Linked DNA regions of Homo sapiens: region 1 is linked to region 2. The links are chromatin contacts, found by Hi-C in ENCODE. All regions are on one chromosome and are shown on one strand. Each heading gives the region's core, a stretch centred on a gene start or an enhancer-like site at or near the end of the contact. The rest is flanking DNA. Distances are from core to core; before and after follow the strand shown. Region 1 overlaps JADE1 (jade family PHD finger 1). Region 2 holds the start of LINC02615 (long intergenic non-protein coding RNA 2615).

Evidence for each region. A loop is a pair of places that touch in the nucleus more often than their neighbours do. Pooled maps may share reads with other maps.
Region 1: a map of Caco-2 shows a loop between it and region 2 (12-fold over the local background). The contact joins the enhancer-like site here to the promoter of LINC02615 in region 2. A Hi-C loop is called at or near these places in 12 of 168 maps with a recorded cell type or tissue (A673, Caco-2, Calu3 and 9 more) and 13 of 50 pooled maps.

Annotation. Positions count from the first base shown.
Region 1 is chr4:128,858,993-128,865,272 of GRCh38, reverse strand. It overlaps JADE1 (jade family PHD finger 1), which reads right to left. Exons shown (of 11, transcript NM_199320.4): 9 at 3,048-3,569. Among named protein-coding and RNA genes, the nearest start is that of JADE1, 52 kb to the right of the region's middle. RefSeq lists an enhancer at 1,957-2,006. Within about 2 kb of position 2,517, at least 12 of the 41 ENCODE cell types and tissues checked have a DNase peak (open chromatin) inside an H3K27ac peak, as active enhancers do.
Region 2 is chr4:128,424,835-128,431,636 of GRCh38, reverse strand. It overlaps LINC02615 (long intergenic non-protein coding RNA 2615), which reads right to left and starts at 3,621. Exons shown (of 9, transcript NR_125882.1): 1 at 3,339-3,621.

The sequences.
Region 1 (6,280 bases), core at 1,268-3,767, 430 kb before region 2:
GGGACAACACCCTGAGATACACTGCTCTAAGACATCTAAAAGTGGTTTCAGTGTTTTCTTGAATCCAAAACTGTTTGCAGCACTAAAGTTGAACGTGCCTTTTGTTCAGGGGACACTGTAGCCACTACCAGATTTTCAAAGGTGACCATTCCACTGAGTGACTACAGGACTGCCCCCAGGACTTGGCCACTTTCCATAACGCTAGCCAGAGTGCAGTGGTAGCACGTCTTTATCTGAATAAATACTCATTTGCTGAACTCACATTTACTGCATCTTTTAGGGGAAAGGAATGAGAGTGAAGTGGCAGCCTTGGGAATGACATGGCTACCCACCACATCAGCAACTGTGTCTTCTTAAAGTTGTGTGCTCCCAAGCCCTCCTGAAATCTACTCCTGTCACCTAACTTCCAGATCCAGAACTGGTACCCAGGTATGCAATGCCCCGAGGTGTGTGTCTGAAGGAAGAGCAGTCACCATAATTACTCAGTTGTCTGCATTTCTAATGATGGCTACTTATTTGTCAGTCTGAGAATGATCATATGCCTTGATTGTAGTCACAGGTATTAAATGATTTTTGAGGATCTGCTATAAACTGATATTGTGTGAATTAAACAGAAAACTAACTTACTTGAGAAAACAAGTTGGTAGTAATGATTGGTTTTTTATTGTCACCCCTGCCCTGATACACTTACTGTTTATAATTACAAATAACTGCAACTCTCTGGGCAAGGCAAAGATTTCAATTGTTTAATGCCTTCACCATCACAGGCATCATGGCAAATTTTGGGTAGCGTATTTTTTTTCATTACAATAAGCCCATTTTAAACTGAGTCTAAGGCTGGGTACAGTGGCGTAATCCCAACACTCTGGGAGGCCAAGACAGGTAGATCACTTGAGGTCAGGAGTTCAAGACCAACCTGACCAACATGGTGAAACCGTCTCTACTAAAAATACAAAAATTAGCCAGGCATGGTGGCGCACGCCTGTAATCCCAGCTACTCATGAGACCGAGGCAGGAGAATCACTTGAACCCGGGAGGCGGAGGCTGCAGTGAGCCGAGATCACGCCACTGCACTCCAGCCTGGGCAACAAAGTGAGACTCTGTCTTGAAAAAATAAAAATAAACTGAATACAAATTCTTTAAAGTTCCTTAGGCTTTTTAATAAAGTAAATGTAAGTAATGCCACACACATACACACACAAATCCTGATTTATTCCCTGTTTCTCATACATCGTTGGCATTGTTCTACTTAAACAGCGACAGTGATGACTCCAAAAAAAATGTTTAGAATTAGAAGTGCATGTTAATCTGAGTAACTTAAGTACAGAAAAGAGTTAGTACACCACAAGCATTTTCTACACTTTTATTTTGTGGTGATTGTGAGACAAACACAGTCCAAACAATAGACTTCTTGTCCTCCCCCTCCCAACAACTATCTGACTCCATAGCTCATGCACCCCAATTACAGCAGGTGTCGGGCTGGCATAAAGGCTTCTTACCAGGATTCCAGTTTATCCTTCTCAATCCTTTTCTCATCTCTAACAAAAATGCCACACATACATGTAGTTGTGAGAGGCAAAGTCTTCTTTACACTCACCACCAGGGGGCGTATGGGAGCACAAAAGCCTCACAAAACTGCTCCAGGATCCTGCCTCTTCCAGGGCCGGAATCCGCGGCCTTCCCAGGAATCCTAACCTGGTCTGGGAAGGGGCATCACAAATAAGCTGGCACTCAGTCGTGTATTAAAAGGATCTCTAATGCTCCCTTTAAGACTTTCACTTCTACGCCATCTCTAACAGGGCCATGCAGGTCTCCATGAGATCAGGCTTTTTTGGTCCAGTGTTTCCCAGGTCTTTCCCTACACTGTTTCAGGCCACTTGGGTACCTTTCAGTGCAGACTGCTTCAGGCCAGAAAACCTCACTCCCACCTCTTTCACACTAATGAATTTAATCGGTAGCCAGCAGCCAGGGGAGTTGATGTGGAAGATGCTCTAAGAAGCATCCCCAATTAGCAAGCCTCAGCCAGAAACTACCTACAGGGAGCAGGAGGCCCTAGCGGGAGGCAGCCCACGCCTCATTATTCCTGTAGCAGGAAGGGACGTCCAGACGGGACTCCAGAGGTGATGGAAAGTGGGGGAGGCACAAAAGCAGCAAACAGCAGAAGGAAATGCCAGCAGCTGAGGCTCGGCAGCCAACAGCCACGACATTCAGCAATCTCAGTGTGACAAACAACACATCTGTAGCGTGCTGAGCATGACTGGGGCTCCTCAGACAGATCTGACACCCCTGTCCACCAGGAATCCCACCCATACCCGCACACAGACACACAACAGAGACATGGATGGACACGGGCACGCGCACACACACACACACACACAGCCTCAGTGATGACTTAGCACCTCACTGCCAGGAGTATCTTCTGTAACAGATATATGCATGTGTACATACAGCTCATGCACACACATCAGCACCCACTGCCTGCTCTGCTCCATGACAGTACTGGGAATTCCCCTGTGAATTACCCAAGAAACAAAGTGGGGGCCAGTGAGCAGCCGTGCTTAGCTTCCTTCATAAGCCCATCACCAGCACCTAGGTGTGTTTCCCCGGACTGAACAAGAAATTTTCCCATCTCTGGCCCCCTCCATTAGAAATGAAATCCGTTCTGGTTTTCTAAATCAGTCTGTAAACCATCCTGAGTCAACTCCTTGGGTCATTTTCTTGGGGCTCATTCACTCTAGCTCTAGAATGAAGGAATGGGGGTGGGGAAGACACACCCCATTTGATCTTACAAAACAGTAAAGATTAATGGGAAAGTGTTTTTAAAAAAAAAAAAACCACAAAGAAGCTCCCCACTCAGTAGCAGTTTTGCACATATGTACAATGAGTTTACCAGCCCATAAATATTTTTAACCAACACAACCTCATGCTGTGGTGTGTACAAGGGTCTGAGAGTATATGACTGGCTATCATTTCTTGCTCTGGGCGAGCGTTCGCCTCTTTGCATCTTCTTCTCTAAGTCACTATAAGGTGTCAGTGTCAATCATTACCCTCTCCAGGTCCTGCCGCAGGTGCGTGAACAGCTGCAGCCTCCTAAATAAGACATCCTGCTCCCGCTTGGCTAGATTGTCCTCTTCATCTTTCTTTGGGGTGATCAGGGGCTTGTTGAAGTTGACCTTCCTCTTCAACTTCCAGTACTGGTACAGGAAATCCACTACTTCCTCAGGCAGCCGCAGAGCCCTGGCAACATCCAGCAGGTTGACGAAGGTGTAGAACTCATCCTCCAACTGCTGCAGCTTCTGCTTACGGACACTCACCCGGTGGGCCTCCTCCCGGTTCTGCTCAAGGCTGGCAAAGGGCTCCAGCGGATTCCGGGGGGAACACTCAGGGGCCCCATTCTCCTGTGCAGCCCCCTTGCCAAGACTCTCCTCGGGTTTCCTATGTGAGCTGTGCTTTGGGCAATAGGACTTGAACTTGACTTCATCATTCTCTGCTAAGATGGTCTTCATCTCCAGGCCCCGGTCAAAAGCACAGGTCACATGGAAGGCTGTGCGGCAGTTCTTCACAGAGCACTGTCAAGAACACACAAAGAACATGAGAATAGACCATTATAGAGCAATGATGGCAGAAGGCCTGCAGTGCTAGGCACCCCATGTACACATGCACAGAGAAGAGCCATGCTTCAAGCATGTGCCATGACAGGAAAGTTGTACGTGGATTAACCCTGCAAGATCCTGTCATGTTTTAAAAGAGGTAAGGCTTGGAATTTTTTTTATAGAGATGAGGTCTCCCTATGTTGCCTAAGTTGGTCTCCAACTCTTGGGCAAAAGAGATCCGCCCATCTCAGCCTCCCAAAGTGCTGGGATTACAGGCGTGAGCCACTGCGCCCAGCCAAGTCTTGGAATTTAAGGGCCCTCTTCAAATGAAAGGTTTAATCAACCAAACCCTAACTTCCTCAGAAAAGTAACTGCATCCAAATCCCATCTTGGAGCAGACATGATTACACAAATGACATGTGTAGAGAAAGGAGGTGTGGCACTAGGATCATATTCAAAAGAATCTGTACTCAATATGCAAAGTCCACTTTCAGGCATTAACTTGGGTTTTCTTACAGATTTGAGCTCTTTTGGTGCAAACCTGAATAAGAACCTCCTTGGGAAGAATGACTACTACTCACAGTTTGAACATAAATCCTGACTCCCCAGCCAGGAAGAGTCCCAACACGAGTGAGAAAATGAACAGTGCACTTCCTTGAAGCAGCACGAAGGAGAAACTGAATAAAAACCCCAAAAAATAGGAGACAAGAGGAATCCAGCACAGGAAAGGTAGGGAAAGGTCTTCACACTTGCGAAGAAGCTTCACCAGATGCATGGAGGGCTCTGAGCCCTGAGATCGGTGCACGCCGATCCTGGCCACTGAAGAGAGGCAGGAGAACCGTGAAAGATCCTTCCCATGCGTCACAGGGAGGTCAACGTAGAGGCCAGGTATCAGCAACCTATGCAGAAGAACACTTCCCCTCTCACTGCCTAAACAGGGCCACAATTTAGTGCCTTTGATCCAGACAACAAGCCTCTGGTCTAGCAGGAGCAAAGTGATTAACTCCTCCTCCACTGATCTTGCTGAGCAAATCCCTAGAAGGTGGTTCCTCATGGTGACTGAAGCCAGTCCCTGAAAAGCAGCACTGCATTGTGTGAAGCCAAGTGATCACCGGGGCATGCCAGGGGCTGCACAGAGCTGTAGAATCCAGCGGCTTCAAGCCAACTGAGAAGTTGAATTCAACTCATTCAACAGATCCTGAATCACATCACCAAGGATGGCAGAGGCTAGAGCTGAGGCTTTCCCCCTAATCATTCCAGTATTTAAGAGGAAACTCACTGCCAACCAGGCTTTCTTCCATTACTATGAGGTCTCTTTTACTGAGAAGAGGAGAAAATCCAGCTCCCTTCACCATTCCACCCTTACAAACACTTCAACCACAGAGACTGACATAAATCTGTATTTTCTCTATAAATAACCTCAATTCTAAGAAATGTATGAAATCAGCTTTGGTGGCAGAACACACACACAAGCACGCACACATACACACCTGGCCACTGTCATGAGAAGACAAAGTGTCTTCCCTTGTAGCACACAGCCAAGTGGGAAGTAAAAGTGGGAACAGATGACTGAGACACTATCTGTGTTTGGCTTAAACTACACTTAACCCAAGCGCTCTAACCCTAAAGAGAAATGAACTGCAGCAGAATATTTATACAGGACTTTGTAAAAACGCCAAATGGCCTTCCTCTGGGTTTTCCCATTCAGGTTGACTCAGCAAACAGATGTTACAGAAACGTAAACCAGAGCCTTCACAGCTGCAGACATTTCAGAGAGGAATTCTTTTAATAAAATCAATCCATTCTGTGAAGATATGAAAAATCATCAGCCTTCTTTGGCCTCTTCTTTAGATTAATGTTCTGGGAAAAAGAGGTCAATGGCAACAAAAAAGTCATTATATCATCTCTCTTCAAAAGGGAAACAAAGATCCCATTCGCCCACCTCTTTTAAACATTAATTATGGACCAGATTGGCATACTCAGGCAAGGGCATAAATTCTACGCTCAGAACACCGGGGAATGTGGTCTGCTGCAGCCTGTTTCCTGCCAGTGCACACGTGCATACACATACTTACACACTCATACACATGCACACTCACACATACACGCATACTCACACACATACACATATACACGCATGCATACACACATACACAAGCATACTCACACGCATACACACATACACATGCATACTCACATGCATACTCATGTGCATACTCACGCACTCACGCGCATACACACATGCATACATATGCACACATGCATACACACGCATACGCACTCACGCATGCATACTCACACACATACACATTCACACACGCATACTCAAATACGCATACATGCATACAGCATACATATGCATAACCAAATACACATGCATACACACATACACATAACCACATGCACACTCACACCCCCACACATGCACACATATGCATGCTCACCCACATACGCATACTCACACACACACCCATACACACACACTCACACATGCATACACACACACACTCAAGTTCATCAGCTCCCTGCCCTTTTCTCTTCCTGCTCCACTCTTTCCTCCTCCTTCCCCAATCCAACTCGGGCCAGAGGCGTTTGTCATGTATTCACATGCCAAAAATATCTCCACTATTTCAAGGTCCCCAGCCAAATCCCACCAGCTGTCTCATGACCCACCCTCCAAATATTTC
Region 2 (6,802 bases), core at 2,372-4,871:
GAGATATACCTAACGTTAAATGACGAGTTAATGGGTGCAGCACACCAACATGGCACATGCATACATATGTAACAAACCTGCACATTGTGCACATGTACCCTAAAACTTAAAGTTTAATAATAAAATAAAATAAAGACTTCAATCTAAGACCTCAAATTATGAAATTGCTACAAGAAAATATTGAGGAAACTCTCCAGAACATTGGTCTGGGCAAAAATTTCTTGAGTCGTACCCCACAAGCACAGGCAACCAAAGAAAAAAATGGACAAATGGGATCACATCAAGTTAAAAAGCTTCTGCACAGCAAAGGAAACAATCAACAAAGTGAAGAGACAACCCACAGAATGGGAGAAAATATTTGCAACACCCATCTGTCAAGGGATTAATAAGCAGACTATATAAAGAGCTCAAACAACCCTATAGGAAAAAAATCTAATAATCCGATTTAAAAATGGGCAAAATATTTTAATAGACATTTCTCAAAAGAAGACATGCAAATGGCAAACAGGCATATGAAAAAGTGGTCAATGCTACTGATCATCAGAGAAATGCAAATCAAAATTACAAGATATCATCTCACTCCAGTTAAAATGGCTTTTATCCAAAAGTCAGCCAAAAACAAATGCTGGTGAGGATATGGAGAAAAGGGAACCCTCATATACTGTTGGTGGAAATGTAAATTAGTACAACCGCTATGGAAAACAGTTTGGAGGTTCCTTGAAAGACTAAAATAGAGCTATTATGTGATCCAGCAATCCCACTTCTGGGTATGTACCAAAAGAAAAAAATCAGTATACTGAAGAGATATCTGCACTACCATGTTTGTTGTATCACTGTTAACAACAGCCAACATTAGAAGCAACCTAAGTGTTCATCAATAGAAGAATGGATAAAGAAAATGTCATACTTATACACAATGGAGTACTATTCAGCCACAAAAAAAAGAATGAGATTCTGTTACTTGCGACGACATGGATGGAACTGGCTGTCATCATGTTAAGTGAAATAAGCTAGGCAGATAAAGAAAAACATCACATGTTCTCACTTATTTGTGAAATCTAAAAATCAAAACAATTGAACTCACAGAGATAGAGAACAGGATAGTTACCAGAGGCTGGGAAGGGTAGTGGGAGGGCAGGGAAGAAGTGGGGTTGGTTAATGGGTACAAAATAAAATAGAAAGAAAGAGTAAGACCTAGTATTTGACAGCATAACAGGGGCACTATAGTCAACAATAATTTAATTGTACATTTTAAAATAACTAAAAGCATAATTTTAGTTATTTTAAAATAACTAAAAGAGTAATACAAAGGATAAATACTTGAGGGGATAAATAGCCAATTTTGTATGACATGATTATTATGTGTTACATGCCTGTACCAAAACATCTCATGTACCTCATAAATATGTACACCTAATATGTACCCCTCAAAATTTTTTAAATTATTTTTTAAAATGCAACCCCATTCACAAAAGCAACACAAAGAAGTACCTAGCAATAGAGCTAAACAGGGAGGTAAAAGATCCCTACAACAAGAATTACAAAATACTGCTGAAAGAAATCAGAGATGACACAAAGAAATGGAAAAATATTCCATGCTCATGGATAGGAAGAATCAATATTGTTAAAACAGCCATACTGTCCAAAGAAATTTATATGTTCAATGCCATTCCTATCAAGCTACCAATGACATTTTTTACAGAATTAGAAAAACTATTCTAAAATTCATATGGAACCAGAAAAGTGCCCAAATAGCCAAAGAAATCCTAAGGAAAAAGTATAAAGCTGGAGGTATCACACTACCTAACTTCAAATTTTACTACAAGGCCACAGTAACCAAAACAGTATGATACTGATACAAAAACAGACACATAGACCAATGGAACAGGTTAGAGAACTCCGAAATAAAGCCAGAAACCTACAACTGATAATCAACAAAGTCAATGAAAACAAGCAATGGGGAAAGGATGCCCTATTTTATAAATGGTGCTAGGATAACTGGCTGGCCATATGTAGAAAATGGAAACTGGACCCCTTCCTTACACCATATACACAAATTAAGATGGATTACATACTTAAATGTAAAACCTAAAACTATGAAAACCCTAGAAGAAAACCTAGCAAGTACCCTCTGGACATAGGCCCTGGCAAAAATTTCATGACAAAGACTTCAAAAGCAATTGCAACAAAAACAAATATTGACAAGTGGGATCTAATTAAACTAAAGAGCTTCTGCACAAAAAAGGGAATTATCAACAGAGTAAACAGACAACCTACAGAATGGGAGAAAATATTTGCAAACCATACACCAAAGGTCTACTATCCAGAATCTATAAGGAACTTAAATAAATTAACAAGCAAAAAACAAACAACCCCATTAAAAAATGGGCAAATGACGTGAACAGACATTTCTCCAAAGAAGACATACATGCAGCCAACAAGCCTATGAAAAAAAGCTCAATATCACTAATCATTACAGAAATGCAAATCAAAACCACAATGAGATACCATCTCACACCAGTCAGAATGGCTATTATTAGAAAGTCAAAAAATAACAGATGCTGGTGAGGTTGTGGAGCAAAGGGAATGCATACACACTGCTGTTGGGAACGTAAATTAGTTCAGCCACTGTGGAAAGCAGTCTGGAGATTTCTCAGAGAATTTAAGACAGAACTGCCAGCAATCCCATTACTGGGTATATACACAAAGGAACATAAATAATTTTCCCATAAAGACATGCATGCATATGTTGATCACAGCACTATTCACAATAGCAAAGACATGGAATCCACTTAGATGCCTATCAATGGTGGACTGGATAATGAGCATGTGGTACATATTATATACCACAGAATACTACGCAGCCATAAAAAACAGTGAAATCTTGTCCTTTTCAGCAACATGAATAGAGCTAGAGGCCAGTATCCTAAGCAATTTAATGCAAGAACAGAAAATAAATACTTCACGTTCTCACTTATAAGTGGAAGCTAAACATTGAGTACACATGGACAGAAAGAAGGAAACTAAATACCTGGGCCTACTTGAGGGTGGAGGGTGAGAGGAGGGTGAGGATTGAAAAACTACTTGTCAAGTACTATGCTTATTATCTGGGTGATGAAATAATCTGTACACCAAACCCCCATCACATATAGTTTACCCATGTAACAAACCTGCGCATGTACCCCTGAACCTAAAATAAAAGTTGGAAAGGAAAAAAAAAAAAAGAAGAGAATGCTAATGGATACGGGAATATGAAGCAGCCACTGTCCCCAGGGCTGGGATACAGTGCCCAGGGAAGGGTCCCCAGCCACTTCCCAATCCAGGGTTGAAATCCATACCTCACTGAAGAAGGAAGAATCCAAGTTCAGTGAATGGCAGAGATATCGCTGTGGTGTCATACTGACCAAACTTGCTGGAAACCTGCTCTCTGGAACTTGCTGGAAATTCCTGACACTTTTTAGGGTGTCAGGAAAGGCGTTCACAGGGAGATGTCACATTGGAGCATTCCACAAAGTCACCCAAGAAGAGGTGAAAGAGTACGCTGCTGGCCACTGGGTGCTGCTGGTTGCCAGCAGGACCCAGGTGCTGGAGAAACCACAGGCATTCCAGGAGCTTGCATATAAAAATGGTCAGACCAGGAAGCAAAGCCCGTTCCTCCTATCATGTCTCTCATGCACCCTCTACCGACAAAGATTAACATGGTGCCATCTGGCAAAGAAAAATATTTAAAGGGCCCATATCCATTTTCTCAGAGCATGCAATGAAGAGTGAATTTGTAGCTGTGAGGCAATAAATTGATACCCTATATGTCCTTCAAGACGAGAACATCACCTATTCTTTGCTGAGTTTGGTTCCAGAAAAGTTCAATGTTGTAATAATTATCTTCAACAAAAATGCATAGTTTGTTGGTGTAAATTCTTCCAAGAAGCATATAAAAGGGTGGTGAAAGGATTGTGGAGCTTTCCAGATCCAGAGACCCGCTATGAAGGATATCAGCTGCAGCCACGTGCCTCATGAGGATCAGCACAGAGTAAGAGAAGCCATGCTGATTTATCCTGCATCTGCTCCCATCCTCTGAGGACACCTTGCTGCCCATCAGATTTTACATTCTTGCCTAACTAATTTGAGAACATAATCTAAGCTTACTCTATGTGTATACTGTTGTCTCCTCCACCGAGCTATGTTCTACTGAAATGCTACAGCATGCCATGGAATGTTGTGCAACCATTACACATGTTATTTAAAAAGAGTTCATGATTAAATGGAAAAATGCTTGTGTTATAATTATAAGTGAAAAGGGTAGGATGCAATATTATAATATGTGAAACAAACAACACTACATAGAAATAAAGAGCAAAAAGAAATACCCCCAAATCAATCACTATCTTTAGGTGGAATCAGAGTAATTTTCTTCTTCTTCCTATTATTTTTCTGTAATTTATGTATTTACTATAGTGACCACGTACTGGTTATACCTTTGGGACAAAACAATCTATCTAACAATAACAACAACAACAATAAATATATATATATACTTTTAATTTATTTATTTACATTTATGTGTGTATCTTGAAGTCTTAAACTGAGCCAAGGTTTGGGAACCAGAATTTGACAGAGTTCCATATAGAGTATCTGAACCAGTTCTTTATAGTTTACACAAGCTAAGGCGACTGCGACCCAATAGCAGTTTGGCCAATTGAGATAGACAAATTGTCTACCCTAATGAGATAGAAAACGGCAATATATTTACCAAAAAAAATGAATTCCATTCCCTGAACTTTTAGAATTATTGAGATCTATACACATATTTGAGTAGGATATAAGAGAATATCAAATATAAAGAATTAATAAAACAAGCAGGAAATAAAATATTAGCAACTTTCTTCCTTATCAATGAGACAAGCCAATCTCCTTATAGTTTTAACAGCAGTTTGGGGGAACCGTCTAAACACTGCACTCTTAATTTAGGCACATATTTCCTGAAAACTTATATTTACATTTGCCAAAACAAAGCAGTAATTTCCCCCCAAACCATGGCTATTGCTAGAACCATGAACTTCTAAACTCAACCTCCATAATTCCTCTGCAGAAACTGGCAGCCACACCTCTCAATCCTATAATAACGTGTAAGAAAAAAAGAAACCACATAATATGAAAGATATTCAAATAGCAAATAGTAAGGATTATAAAATTACAGACTAAGTATCAGACTCTACACTATCTGTGGACTCTGTTTCCCAGCACATCGTTTTTTAGGAGCAGATGATCTAAACAGCCCAGCTGAATGAAACCTACTGGAAGGCAGTGGATGACCTCATGACATCTAAGCATCCCTTCCAGTTCTAGGACTCCATTATTTAGCAGAGATCTGATGCACAGGGAACATGTTAGAAAGAAGCATTCAGTCTGTAACAGCATTTTAAATGGAAGAAAACTTGAGTCTGTGAGGAAGAGGAATGCTAAGTTGATCTCAGTTCGCCTAGGAATGTCCTGGTTTTAGCACTGGAAGTTCTCCATCTCAGGAAACCTCATCATTATGGGAAAACCAGAATGGCTAGTCATCTTACTGTTTGGATCTGACAAAGATTAGCTTCTTTGGGTTCCCGTGCAAATTAAAAGCTTTAATTAACTAAGCCTCATAAACCTTTAAACTAGTGATACTGATTTCTGCCTCTTTCATCCAGCTCCATGTAAGCACATTCTCATTATCGCCCACACAAGGGCTGGACTCTATGGGTCCTTCCGAATGGAGATCAGGAGAAGCTGTGAATGGTTAAATCCTGAAAATGTTTGAAAAAGAAGCTTCTTCTTACCTTTATTAACTATAAAGTGGCAAGCTCTCCAGGAGAAACAGGCCTTCTTTGGGGGGTTCTCTGACTATATAACAAATGTGTTCCCCAAATCCTATAAACTCACATTCAATTATTGATGAATGTTCTCTTCAGGACACACTATTCAACAACCCAGATTACTCAATAATCAATCCTATTATTTACTTGCTACTTTTTAAAGGCAATAAAAGGGATACAAATACATGATCTACACAATGCTTTATTTTCCTGTTTCCTCTCAGCCACTTCTCTCTGGTGTTTCCATGTCTCTATCAGTCTCTGTGATTCCCAGAAAATCTCCTTCTCCATTCCCAGCCTACGTGGTTTTCTTTCCTTCTTCTCCTTCCTCTACTCTCAGCATATTAGCCTATTTCCCAGAAAGAAAGAGCTCCTTTTCATGAAGAGGTGGGAGGAGGGGATAAATTGAATTTGGAATTACAGGATTTTCTTTGGCAGTCTAGGAAAGATCAGAATTTGAGGACATTCCTGCATTAAGTATTTCTGTTCCACAGCACTCCTAATGTTGGTAAGTGTCTGACACAGATACCCATAGCATGTTAGTGCTAAAAAGGCACATAGAATGCATGAGCTCAGTCCCCTAATTTTAACAAGTGGGAAAATGAACAGAGACATTAAATAACTTATCCAAGGTCACAAAATGTCCTTTCCTTGCTATATGACTTTAAATCCTGTGACTTGTGGTTTTCAAAAGGAGTAGCTGTCAATGCCCTGCAGACAGAGACTACCAGAAATACACGTGTAGTTGAATCATGTGCTGTGGCAAGAGAGAACACACACAGTGAGGAACCATGGAGTGTCTCAGTAAGAAAGTATTAGAAAGGATTTAGTGTAGAATGTTGGTCCTGTTAGGTGATTTTTGGGAGGGTTTAAGGAAGTGGACTTTGCTGTTGATTGGATACTATCAGGAAGCAAAAGTACTTCTATGACTAAGTATCGTGATAAATCTTATG